Regions from separate parts of the Homo sapiens genome. Here region 1 is linked to region 2. The links are chromatin contacts, found by Hi-C or POLR2A ChIA-PET in ENCODE. All regions are on one chromosome and are shown on one strand. Each heading gives the region's core, a stretch centred on a gene start or an enhancer-like site at or near the end of the contact. The rest is flanking DNA. Distances are from core to core; before and after follow the strand shown. Region 1 holds the start of LINC02800 (long intergenic non-protein coding RNA 2800). Region 2 has its middle 38 kb from the start of LINC02800.

Evidence for each region. A loop is a pair of places that touch in the nucleus more often than their neighbours do. ChIA-PET counts read pairs that join two places held with the same protein, here RNA polymerase II (POLR2A). Pooled maps may share reads with other maps.
Region 1: a map of mammary epithelial cell shows a loop between it and region 2 (3-fold over the local background). The contact joins the promoter of LINC02800 here to the enhancer-like site in region 2. A Hi-C loop is called at or near these places in 1 of 168 maps with a recorded cell type or tissue (mammary epithelial cell), 19 of 37 single-sample maps with no recorded cell type and 6 of 50 pooled maps. POLR2A ChIA-PET finds 5 or more read pairs at or near these places in 6 of 52 experiments (HEK293T, MCF 10A, OCI-LY7 and 3 more).

The regions. Positions count from the first base shown.
Region 1 is chr1:24,197,390-24,203,328 of GRCh38, reverse strand. It overlaps LINC02800 (long intergenic non-protein coding RNA 2800), which reads right to left and starts at 3,089. Exons shown (of 3, transcript NR_027087.2): 1 at 2,938-3,089; 2 at 730-865. RefSeq lists an enhancer at 3,658-3,767.
Region 2 is chr1:24,234,788-24,240,695 of GRCh38, reverse strand. No RefSeq gene overlaps it. Among named protein-coding and RNA genes, the nearest start is that of LINC02800, 38 kb to the right of the region's middle. Within about 2 kb of position 3,780, at least 8 of the 41 ENCODE cell types and tissues checked have a DNase peak (open chromatin) inside an H3K27ac peak, as active enhancers do; they include Panc1 and mammary epithelial cell, where a contact is called at or near this core.

The sequences.
Region 1 (5,939 bases), core at 1,840-4,339, 37 kb after region 2:
GGGAGGGGTACATGGAAGGAGATGGTGGCTGAGGCAGGAGGGCACGGGGAAGAAAGGGAGGTGGTTCAGAGGCTGCTCCCCCACCTGCTGGGCCCTTTCCAGGGCCTTCCCAGAAGTTCACCTGATGCTAAGCAGCAGGGGTGTGTGGGCAGCAGGGGTGTGTGGGCAGCAGGGGTGTGTGGGCAGCAGGGATGTGTGGGCAGCAGGGGTGTGTGGGAGGTGGGGATGTATGCCCTGGCGGGGGATGGGGGAATCAGGAAAGAGATTCTATTTGGCCAAGAGAGGGATATTGAGGCTATAGAGGGCTGGAGAATCATGTTCAACGGTGAGTGTGGGGAAAGATGGATCCAAGATGGACCCTTTTAAAAAGACACGTGCTTTAGGGAGCCTGTGGTTTCATGGGTCTCCACAAGCATCCAGAAATCTGTCCTCTGACAGCACCCTGGCTGCCCATCCCCTATCACAGGGTAGGTAGAACTGTCTATCTGTTATGATCCACAGCAGCCATCCCCCAGCCGAGCCCCATCTCAGCCTCCTGAGGCTCAGCCCCCATCTCCCCGTCTCGAGGCCCAGCCCGTGTCTCAGCCTCCCGAGGCTCAGCACGGTCTCCCTCCATCTTAGTCAAGCCCTGTGCCCAGCACAGGGCCGAAAGACAGAAGATGCCCACTGAGCCCCCAGTGAACACCTGAGTCTGAAAGATGAGTGTGGTCTGAGTGGCGAGTGACTCACCTGTGCCTGAGGCTTAGGAGACCCACCTCCCAGGTTCCCTTTAGCTCGCTGTGATCTGAGCTTGGGAGCATCGTGGAACAGGTCCCTGCCTTTTATTCCATCTGCACAGCAGGGTTAGTCCTGCCCGGCTCCATCTCTGAAGAGGAGGAATCAAAAAAAGGGATTTTACAGAGTTGAGGGGGAAGAGAGAGGGCGCAGGAAACCTATTCCAAGCTGGCATGTCCTGCACGTGCCTGCTGGCTTTGGGGAAGTTGGCGGCCGCTAGGGGCCTGGACAAGAAGGAAAGGTTGGCCAGGGCCTGGGTTGCCAGATTCAGCAGCTTGGCTGGAGGCTATAAGCAGGAGGAGGCCAGGAACTGGATCTGAGAAGAGAGGACCAGTCCCAGGAAGAAAGCTGAGACACTGCTGTCTGGGAGGAGCCAAGAGCTTGGTTTATTGTACCAGGAAGAAAAGTCTAGGCCTCTGCCAGGGCAATCATCAGAGAACACTGCTCCAGGGAAAACTGCCTCCCACTTCCTGGACCTCTGTGGGCAATAGAGAAGTACATGTCAGCAGTGCCTCCTGCTGGACAGCCCCAACATTACACTATTTGTCCAATGTCAGAAACAGAATGTAAGACGGATGTATCTGGAATGTTCAAGCTGGAGTAACACCATCCAACAACTATTACTGCTGCTGCTGCCACTTTTATTGATGGTTGACTGTGTCCCAGGCACTGTGCTAAATAATTTTATTGGATGATCTCAATGTTCACAACAGCCCTATGAAATAGGAACTATTACTAATCCAATTTTTCAGATGAAGAAACTGAGAAACAGTTTTTTTCTGAGGTTTCAAGTTAGCTGGTAGCAAGATTAGCTGTGCAGCCCAGGCCTCTCTAGCCCAAAAGCCCATGGTTTTTTGTTGTTGTTGTTGTTTTTTGAGACGGAGTCTCACTCTGTCGCCCAGGCTGGAGTGCAGTGGCGCGATCTCGGCTCACTGCAAGCTCCACCTCCAGGGTTCACGCCATTCTCCTGCCTCAGCCTCCCAAGTAGCTGGGACTACAGGCACCCGCCACCACGCCCGGCTAATTTTTTGTATTTTTAGTAGAGACAGGGTTTCACCATGTTAGCCAGGATGGTCTTAATCTTCTGACCTTGTGATCTGCCTGCCTCAGCCTCCCAAAATGCTGGGATTACAGGCGTGAGCCACGGCGCCCGGCCCAAGCCCATGGTTTTAACCGCATTCTTGGGTATCTCAACCAGTTCAGGATGATGGAGAGTTTTCGTTTTTGTATCATCTCCACTTGGTTGGTAGAGGCTGCCTAGAGCTCTGGGTTGAGAGGATTCCTGAGTGCTGTGATGAATTTGTGATATCTGCCAGCGGCACTGGAAGGGATGTGGCCGCATGCGTGTGAGTTATGTTTTCATCTCTGATCTAGTCCAATCTATTGTATACTGTGATCCTTATAGGACCCTGAGAAAAGGAATCAAGGCTAAATCTTTTTTTTGAGACTGGGTCTTGCCCTGTTGCCCAGGGTGGACTGCAGTAGTGTGATCACAGCTCACTGCAGCCTCAACCTCCCAGGCACAAGTGATCCTCCTACCTCAACCTCCCAAGTAGCTGGGACCACAGATGTGTGCCTCCACACCTCACTAACTTGTTTTGTTTTTTGTAGAGATGGGGTCTCCCTATGTTGCCCAGGCTGGTCTCAAACTCCTGGGTGATCCTCCCACCTCAGTCTCCTAAAGTGTTAGGATTACAGGCGTGAGCCACCGAGCCCAGCCTAAGGCTCAGTTTTCTGACCTCTGTCTTTACTCAATCACTCGGTGACCTAAAAGGCATCTCAAATGTAGCATGTCTAAATATGGAACTCTTGATTTGCACCTCCAAACCATCCCTCCACCATCTTCCCCACTAAGTAAAAGGCACCGCTAGTCTTTGTTGGCTCAAGACAAAAAGCCTTAGTATCACCCTTGACCTCCTTTTTCTCTCACCCCTGACATCAAATCTTTCAATACATCTCACTGGTTCTCCCCTTGAAATATATCCAGAATCCAGCCACGTCTCACCACCTTCACAGCTGCCACCACCATTGTCTTCCCTGGACTAATGTAGTAACCAATCTTGCTCCACGTGTCCTTACCCCCTGTATTAGTCTGTTTTCATGCTGCTAATAAAGACCAGAGACTGGGTAATTTACAAAGAAAAAGAGGTTTAGTAGACTCACAGTTCCAAGTGGCTGGGGAGGCCTCACAATCATGGCAGAAGGCAAAAGGCACGTCTTACGTAGCAGCAGACAAGAGGGAATGAATGAGAGCTAAGCAAAAGGGGAAACCCCTTATAAAATCATCAGATCTTATAAGACTTATTCACTACCATGGGAACCGTATGGGGGAAACTGCTCCCATGATTCAACTGTCTCCCACCAGGTCCCTCCCACAACACGTGGGAATTATGGGAGCTACAATTCAAGATGAGATTTGGGTGGCGACACAGCCAAACATATCACCCACTACACCTTAGTCTCAACTCAGCAGACATCCTTAGGCCTTCTCGGTTTTTCTTTCTTTTTTTTTTTTTAATTATACTTCAAGTTTTAGGGTACATGTGCACAACGTGCAGGTTAGTTACATATGTATACATGTGCCATGTTGGTGTGCTGCACCCATTAACTCGTCATTTAACATTAGGTATATCTCCTAATGCTATCCCTCCCCCCTCCCACTTCTCGGTTTTTCAAAGCACTTTGGCATAAGTTACACACACACACACGCGCGCACACACACACACACACACACAGAGTAAAGCGAGGCAGGAAATTGTCACTCCCATTTGACACATGAGAAAAACTGAGGCTTGGAAAGGTGATGCAAAGACATCAAAGACACAGCGGGGGAGTTGCCCCAGCTCTTACTGTGACGCCATACACTGCCATTTCCCTTCTGGACATGACCCTCTGTCTCCCACAGCCTCCTATGGGTACATCCGAGAGTCTCCCAAGAGGCTGCAGAACGTCAGGTAAGGAGAATGTCAAGGAAGCCAGGAGAGTTGGTCTTCTCTCTGCCTTGGAGGGCCCCAGTCTAAGAAAAAAAAAACGTTATCTCTTTGGTCTAATCCGCGGTCTCGCAGTCTGGACCACTTTCCTTTGGTATGTGGTGCCCCCTGGTGCTCACTCTTAGGAAATGCAGCTGGTTATCTAAGCTTTAGGGGAGAGGGGTGAGCTTTCATGGTGGAGGTGATGCCTGGGGGCTCTTCTGACCACCCTCTCAGAGGAGCTCCCTCCCAGCACAACTGTTCCATGCCTTAGAGACCAGCGTGTGCGTCCAGGTTGATGAGGGCCACACTGCTCCTTTAAAAATTCACCAATCCACGACTTCTAGTGGGAACCCAAATTGGTACAGCCTTTTTGAAAAGTCATTTAAAATAATAATAATAAAATAAAATAGCTGGACATGGTGGCTCATGCCGCAATCCCAGCATTTTGGAATGCTGAGGTGGATGGATCGCTTGAGCTCAGGAGTTTGAGACCAGCCTGGGAAACATGGTGAAACCCTATCTCTACAAAAAATACAAAAAATTGGCCAGTCGTGGTACACGCCTGTGGTCCCAGCTACTCAGGAGGCTGAGGGGGGAGGGTTTCTTGAGCCTCGGAGGTCAAGACTGCGGTAAGCCAAGATTGTGTCACTGCACTGCAGCCCAGATGACAGAGTGAGATCACGTCTAAAAAAAAAAAAAAATTAACTTGGGAGGCCAAGGTGAGAGGATCACTTGACACCTGGAGTTTGAGACTAGTCTGGACAACATCACAAGACTCCATCTCTTAAAAAATTAAAATACTTAGCCGGGTGTGAAGGTGCATGCCTGCAGTCCCAGCTACTTGGGTGGCTGAGGCTGGAGGATCGCCTGAGCCCAGTTCAAGGCTTCAGGCAGCCATGATTGTTCTGCTGCACTCCAGCCTGGGTGACAGAGCGAGAACCCATCTCTAAAACAAATTTTCTTAGTTAAAACTTTAAAAAATATTTTAAATGACATACTCATGATATAATGTGAGCTACTAAACATATATATAAAATACTGTATATGTACTAAACTCACAAATGGTAGCAATGAGTCTCTCTGCAGAGTGAGATTATATTTTATTTTTATTCTTTATAATTTTCTATACTTTCCCAATTTTCGGCATTCAGCATGTTTCACTTTTCTAAAGTATAGTTTTGTGAAGGAAAAATTATAATAAATCCCTTTCCATCTGGTTTCCTGTCCCTGTCATCTGCTGTATGCTGGTCAGAACATCTCTGGAGCACTATTCAGTGAGCAACAGGAGAGTTAAAGATTTGTCCACCAGTGAGAACACGTGTGCATTACAGTGGAGGAGCTTCTGAACGCCTTGCTTTACTCAGGGATTCCAGAGTCCCAGCAGGGGCCGGAGGAAGAAGAACAGACTCCTAGAGAGGAAGAAACTTTGACCTCAAAAATGAAGAAACAGAGGACCAAAAGGAAGCTCTTGACCAAGATTCTTAGGCAGATGGAGACAGGGTTGGGTTTAGCATTGGTCACACAGCAGATGGAGACAGGGCTGGGTCTAGTGTTGGTCACACAGCAGATAGTCAGGTTGCCTGACCCGAATTCCTGAGTTCTTCCCCCACACCAGCAACCTGGAACTTCTAGAAAAAGCCCATGAACACGCAAATGAACACAACAGTGAGAAACCTCTCTTGGCAAAACATTATAAGCTGGCTGAGACCTAGGATTGACTAGGATGTTAGGAAAAGGATAGTCTCATATATCCTACCGGTAGGAAGTTGGTTCAGCCACCATGGAGAGCGACTTGCAGTATCTGTAGTATCTGTTAAATTTTAAAATGCACACACCCCGCCAGGAGCAGTGGTTCAGGCCTGTAATCCCAGCACTTTGGGAGGCCAAGGCAGGCAGATCACCTGAGGTCAGGAGTTTGAGACCAGCCTGGCCAACATGGTGAAACCCCGTCTCTACTAAAAATATAAAAATTAGCTGGGTGTGGTGGCACACACGCCTGTAGTTCCAGCTACTCGGGAGGCTGAGGCAGCAGAATCACTTGAATCCAGGAGGCGGAGGTTGCAGTGAGCCGAAATCGCACCACTGCACTCCAGCCTGGGCAACAGAGCAAGACTCTGTCTCAAAATAAATAAATAAAATAATAAAATAAAATGCACACACCCTATGGCCCAGCAGACTCATGTTTCCTTATTA
Region 2 (5,908 bases), core at 2,531-5,030:
ATCCCCTTGATTCTCTGCCTGTGTTTTCCTTTTCCCTCATGTTTCTCCAAACGTCTTCCTTGTTGATGGTTGGAGGTCATTAAACCAGCCTTGGATGACTGTATTAAGGCCTTCAATTAACAGAAGACATAAATCTTATACATAGAGACTATTCTGTATATATAAAATAAGATTGTGGGGCAGTCCCAGTGGCTCACACCTGTAATCCCAAAACTTTGGGAGGCCAAGATGGGAGGATTGCTTGAGCCCAGGAGTTTGAGACCAGCCTGGGCAACAAAGTGAGACCCCGTCTCTACAAAAAATTTTAAAATTAGCCAGATGTGGTGGTGCCTACCTGTTGTCCCAGCTACTTGGGAGGCTGAGGCAAGAGGATTGCTTGAGCCCAGGAGTTTGAGACTGCAGTGAGCTGTGATTGAGCCACTGTACTTGGCCTGAGCCACAGAGCAAGACCCTGTCTCAAAAAAAAAAAAACAATTTTTTATGGCAAAAGGAACATATTTGTATAAATATATATGATTTACATGTACATATGTTTGGAGAGACTTAGAGAAGGTATATGGCAGTGTGTTGGAAGATTTACCAAAGTGTATTGCTTATACTTCTGTATTTTATTATGGGAGACTATTAACTTTTTCTTCACACACTTCAGCATCATTTGATATGTTACAATGGGCATATATTTTAATCATCATCATCATTGTTAATATTATTTTGTAATTAACAAAACAGGGAATATAGGTGTTCCTTGTATTGTTCATGTTACTTTTCTGTAAGTTTGGAATTACATAAATTTAAAAACTTAAACATTTTAAAACAAAACAAAGTAAAAATAGTTTACTTTTTCAAGAAATTAAATACTAAACCCGTACAGATCCCTTTCGAAACTGCTAACTAAGCTGAAATGACCCACACAAAAATATTCAGATTAAAAAAAGGAAGGTCTGGGCTTTGGATGTGACCCTCCTCTTCAGTCCAGGGGAATCCAAGGCCCCTCTTCATCTGATAATTCATGAAGCATGGAGAGTGTTAAACTGTGGTCATGACTCCTATGCAGAGGCTAGAGAGAATCTGTGGCCTCCTGACATCTTAGGAAGATGTTTCTCTGTGCATCTTTTGTGCGTCTTCGGCTCTTGTCCGATTCTCAGAGGGTCTGTGACCTAAAAGAGGCTAAAGTCCAGAACTTTGCTTTATCTTTAAATTCTGTCATTTGCAGATATGATTTCAGTAAGTCAGCCTACAAACTGAAAACTTTAACAGCCAGGACAAACACGATGATTTTTATTCATTATACTATATTCATTATACTAAAATTCACTGTAAAAATGAGAAAATCCTATAAAGCCAGAATATCTGCAATTATAATTTTTTATTTTCTGTTTTTGTTCATTTCTACTTTTTTCTTTTTTTTGAGACAGAGTCGTGCTCTGTCACCAGGCTGGAGTGCAGTGACACGATCTCAGCTCACTACAACCTCCGCCTCCCGCGTTCAAGTAATTCTCCTGCCTCAGCCTCCCAACGCATCCACCACCATGCCCAGCTGATTTTTGTATTTTTAGTAGAGACGGGGTTTCACCATGTTGGCCAGGATGGTCTCAATCTCTTGACCTTGGGATCCATCCACTTCAGCCTCCCAAAGTGCTGGCATTACAGGAGTGAGCCACCGTGTCCAGTCCATTTCTACTTTCTAAATATACTACAGTGAACACGTATTATCTTGGCAATAATAAAATTCTATGAATACATTTATTAGTATAAATATAAACATGTATATTGAACGATGCATAGACAAAAGCCTAAAAGAAATCACACCCAAGATACTCACCATGTTTATGCATGAGTGATGGGGTTGTAGGTTTTTAAACTTTCTTCTTTGGGTTTACTAGGAGTTCCTACATTTTCTTTATTGCTTTTGGAATAGGGGAGAAATTATTCTGAAGCAATACGAAATCACTCCCCTCAGCTGGGTGTGGTGGCTCATGCCTGTAATCCCAGCACTTTGGGAGGCCAAGGTGGGCGGATCACTTGAGGTCAGGCGTTGGAGACCAGCCTGGCCAACATGGTGAAAACCCGTCTCTACTAAAAATACAAAAGATTAGCTGGGCGTGGTGGTGGGTGTCTGGAATCCCAGCTACTTGGGAGGCTGAGACAAGAGAATTGCTTGAACCCAGGAGGCGGAGATTACAGTGAGCCGAGATGGCGCCATTGCACTCTAGCCTGGGTAACAAGAACGAAACTCCAACTCAAAAAAAAAAAGAAATTATCAGTTCCCTCCTGTTGATCATTTAAGATCTCTTTTTTCTAGCCCCCCGCCACCCCACAACTGGCACCCTTTCCTGCAACGCCTCTCACTCCACATTCGTAGCCTTGTTTGGAGAAAGCGGGGACAAAGAAGGCTCACCCAGCCATGCTGGGGATGAGTTTCTTTTGGGGCTCAGCCCCTGAGTCACATGAGAAACCCTTAAGCACAAACTCCAGACATCTCACTCTCTCTCCCACCGCTGCATTCTCATGGGAGAGTTCAAAGGTTGAAAGGGCAATCTAAGAGTTGGAGTAGCTGAGGCTCAGACAGGCTGAAGGAAAGAGGCTTTCTCAGATTCAGGGATTTTTCTAGATTCAGGGATTTTTCTAGCACAAGAGGAGCAGGGTAGAAATTGGGAGGCTGGGCTCTGACGTCAGGCTGCCTGAGTTCTAATTCCAATTCTCCTGAAGTATTGGAGTTCCAATACCAGCTGTGTGACTTCAGGCTAGTTCCTTAACCTCTCTGAGCCTCGGTTTCCTCATCTGCAAAATGGGGTAGTGATAGTACCAAGAAGGAGGTTGTGTGATATGAAGACATATCAGTAAAGCATCCCATAAAATGTGAAATCATGAACACTCTCCCTCAGTAAATGAATGATTTATCGAAACCTGCATAATTTCATAGCAGGCAGACCAAGAAAATTGTAATCTCTTCACACCATAGCTATAGGGTTGCACCACTTTGGCAGGTGAACAAACACACGAACCACCTTTGTCGATATTAGTCTCGAAGTACGTGAGGTTGAAATGATATAAGGTCTTTAGTGAAAGGGCTTTCATATTTTAAGAAATTCATCCTCCCAGGATAGTAAAATTCCAATGACATACTTTATGTGCAGCACCTAGGTTAGTGCCCGGCAAGAGTGCTTCATGTGCAAATATCTACTCAAAAAGATGACTTGGCTTCCTGCCCCTGGGGCCTGGCAGCCACCCTGAGACCCCATCCAACACTGCTGTCCCCACCTTTCCTACAGGGGAAGGGGCTGCTGGTATTCTCCTGGCGAGGGTCCCATCTGGTTCTCGCCCCAGAAACAGAAGGTAAATAGGGGCTGGGGGCTTGCAACAGAAATCCTGGAACTCCTCCTGGGCTAGGAAGTAGTGTCCCAGCAACAAGTCAAAAGTGGGAGCAAGGGCATGTGGTATGTGACCCCAAGATGCTCCTCTTCCCCCTGGCTTGGGGGTCCCTACTTGTCAGTAGTTTATACATCACCTCCTCCAGGAAGCCACCCTAGCTTCCCTCTCCCCATCCTACAACCAGAGCCTCTTCTGGCTTCCTCACACTCTGCTTACCCCATCACAGCACTTGGCACAATCGATTCCAATAGCGTGTCCGCTTGCTCAATGCTACACTCCCCGTGCCTCCCACCTGGTAGACCGAGAGCTTTGAGGAGGACAGGGAGTGTGTTTTATTGTCTGTATCTCTGGCATCTAGCACAGGGCTCAGAGTGGGCCCTCCATAATCAGGTATGTGAGTAAGTGCCTGAGCACATGAGTACATGAGTAATTTGGCACAACTTGTAGGGCAGAGGTTAAGAATCTGGGCTTCAGAGCCAAACAAACCTTGATCAAATCCCAGCTCCGCATCTCCCTGGCATGGAACTTGGACGAGTTCTTTCCTCCCTGGGCCGTGTCGTCCTCATGGGTAAAGTGGAAATAATAACAGTTCCCAAAGCACCAGTTATTGTGAGGGTTAAAGGCAGCAGTCACAACAAAGAATGAGCTCAGAGCCTGCATGCGTTCCATAAATGCAAGTATTCCATAAATGCCCTCTGTGCTGCTGTCTCCCCAGCTCCTAGAAGTGTGGCGGCTGGAAGCCTCCATCCCCTCCACCCTAGGAATGTGAAGGGCCCGCCTCGGTGGCAGTGTAGGGTCGGGGGAAAGCTGGTGGGCTTCCTGACCTGGATCCACTGCTCCTTTCAGAGACAAGGGTTGAGACACTGGCCTCAGCCTGGCTCACCCTTCCTGGGCCTCAAAGGCTGGGGCTCCCCCTCTCCTTGTCAAAATTAGCCTATCACATCCTGTGAAACTCAGGTGGGTGACTCAGAGACAGGCGGGCCACCTCGATTGCTGTTCCCAGGGCTGGGCTCATGGGCAAGGCGAGGCGTGGGCCCTCCACACACACCCACACCCCACAGGGACCCCGGGCCAGCAGCGAGCACCCCTTCCTCCCTCTCAGAAGCAGCCAGGGAAGCCCACCTCCCCTGACTTTTTCTCCTCTTTTCTTTTCTTCCCACTCGTCCAGCCTCTTGTTTTCTGCCCCCAAGGTGAAACGTGAGATCTGTCATTAGAAATTACCATGACTGACTGTCTAGCAGCTGACAGCATTGAGGAGAAGGGAGGAGTGGGGTCTGCGGGGCTGGCTCAGTGGGTTTTTCCCCAGTCCCTCTCCCGACTGCCCTCCCAGGATGGCAGAGCCAGATGTGTTCACATCCAAAACACACTAATTGTTTCTGGAAATCATCTGGGAAGATCTTCCTACAGCTGCAGTTCTCAAAAGGTGGTCTGTGGACCCTTGGGCATCCCGAAGTGCCTTTGAATCTTTCACCTTTTACCAAAGACCCTTGGAGGGGGGCCACAAGATCAAAACCATTATAATCATCCTGAGATGATGTCTTTATCACTCTCATTCACTCACAAATATTTAATGGAGTTTTCCGGGAGCTCTGTGACATGTGACATTGCAACAGATTGAATGCAGAAGTAGATACAATAATCCTGCGTGGTGGCTCACACCTGTAATCCCAGCACTTTGGGAGGCTGAGGCAGGCAGATCACTGGAAGCCAGGAGCTCGATACCAGCCTGGCCAACATGGCGAAACCCCATCTCTACTAAAAATAGAAAAAAATTAGCCAGAGATCGTGGCACATGCCTATAATCCCAGCAATGCAGGAAGCTGAGGCATGAGAATGGCTTGAACCCGGGAGGCAGAGGTTGCAGTGAGCCGAGATTGTGCCACTGCACTCCAGCCTGGGTGACAGAGTGAGACTCTGGTTAAAAAAAAAGAAAAAAAGAAAAAAGAAAAAAAAAGAATCCAGCTGTCTCCTGTGAAGCCAATCATTAAAGAGACCTGCAAAAATACAAAACGATGCCACTCCTTTAATTGGTTTTAATTTGGAAAATTGTGTCATTTCTTATAAAACTATGTTTTGTGTTAACATGTGATGAATTTATTATCCTCGCTTTAAATCAGTTTCTCAACCTTGGCACTATTGACATTTGGGCCAGATAATTCTGTTTATTGGGGGGTGCATCTGTGTATGGTAGGATGCATCTCGGATGCTGAGCAGCATCTCTGGCCTCACTACACACTAGACGCCGGTAGCATGCCCCATCTCCAGCTGTAACAAACAAAAATGGCTTCCAGCCTCGTCAAGTGTCCCCTGGGAGATAAAACTATCCCTGGTTGAGAACTACTACTTTAAATAAATGAATTACTACTTTCAATAAATGAACTAATTAATTAATTAAAATTTCCCAGTTTCAATTTCTAGTATGACAATTAGCAATAAATATAACAAAACTTTCAATGACTTTTATCTTCTTTTTTTTTTTTTTTTTTTGAGATAGGGTCTCACTCTGTTACCCAGGCTGGAGTGCAGTGGCCTGATC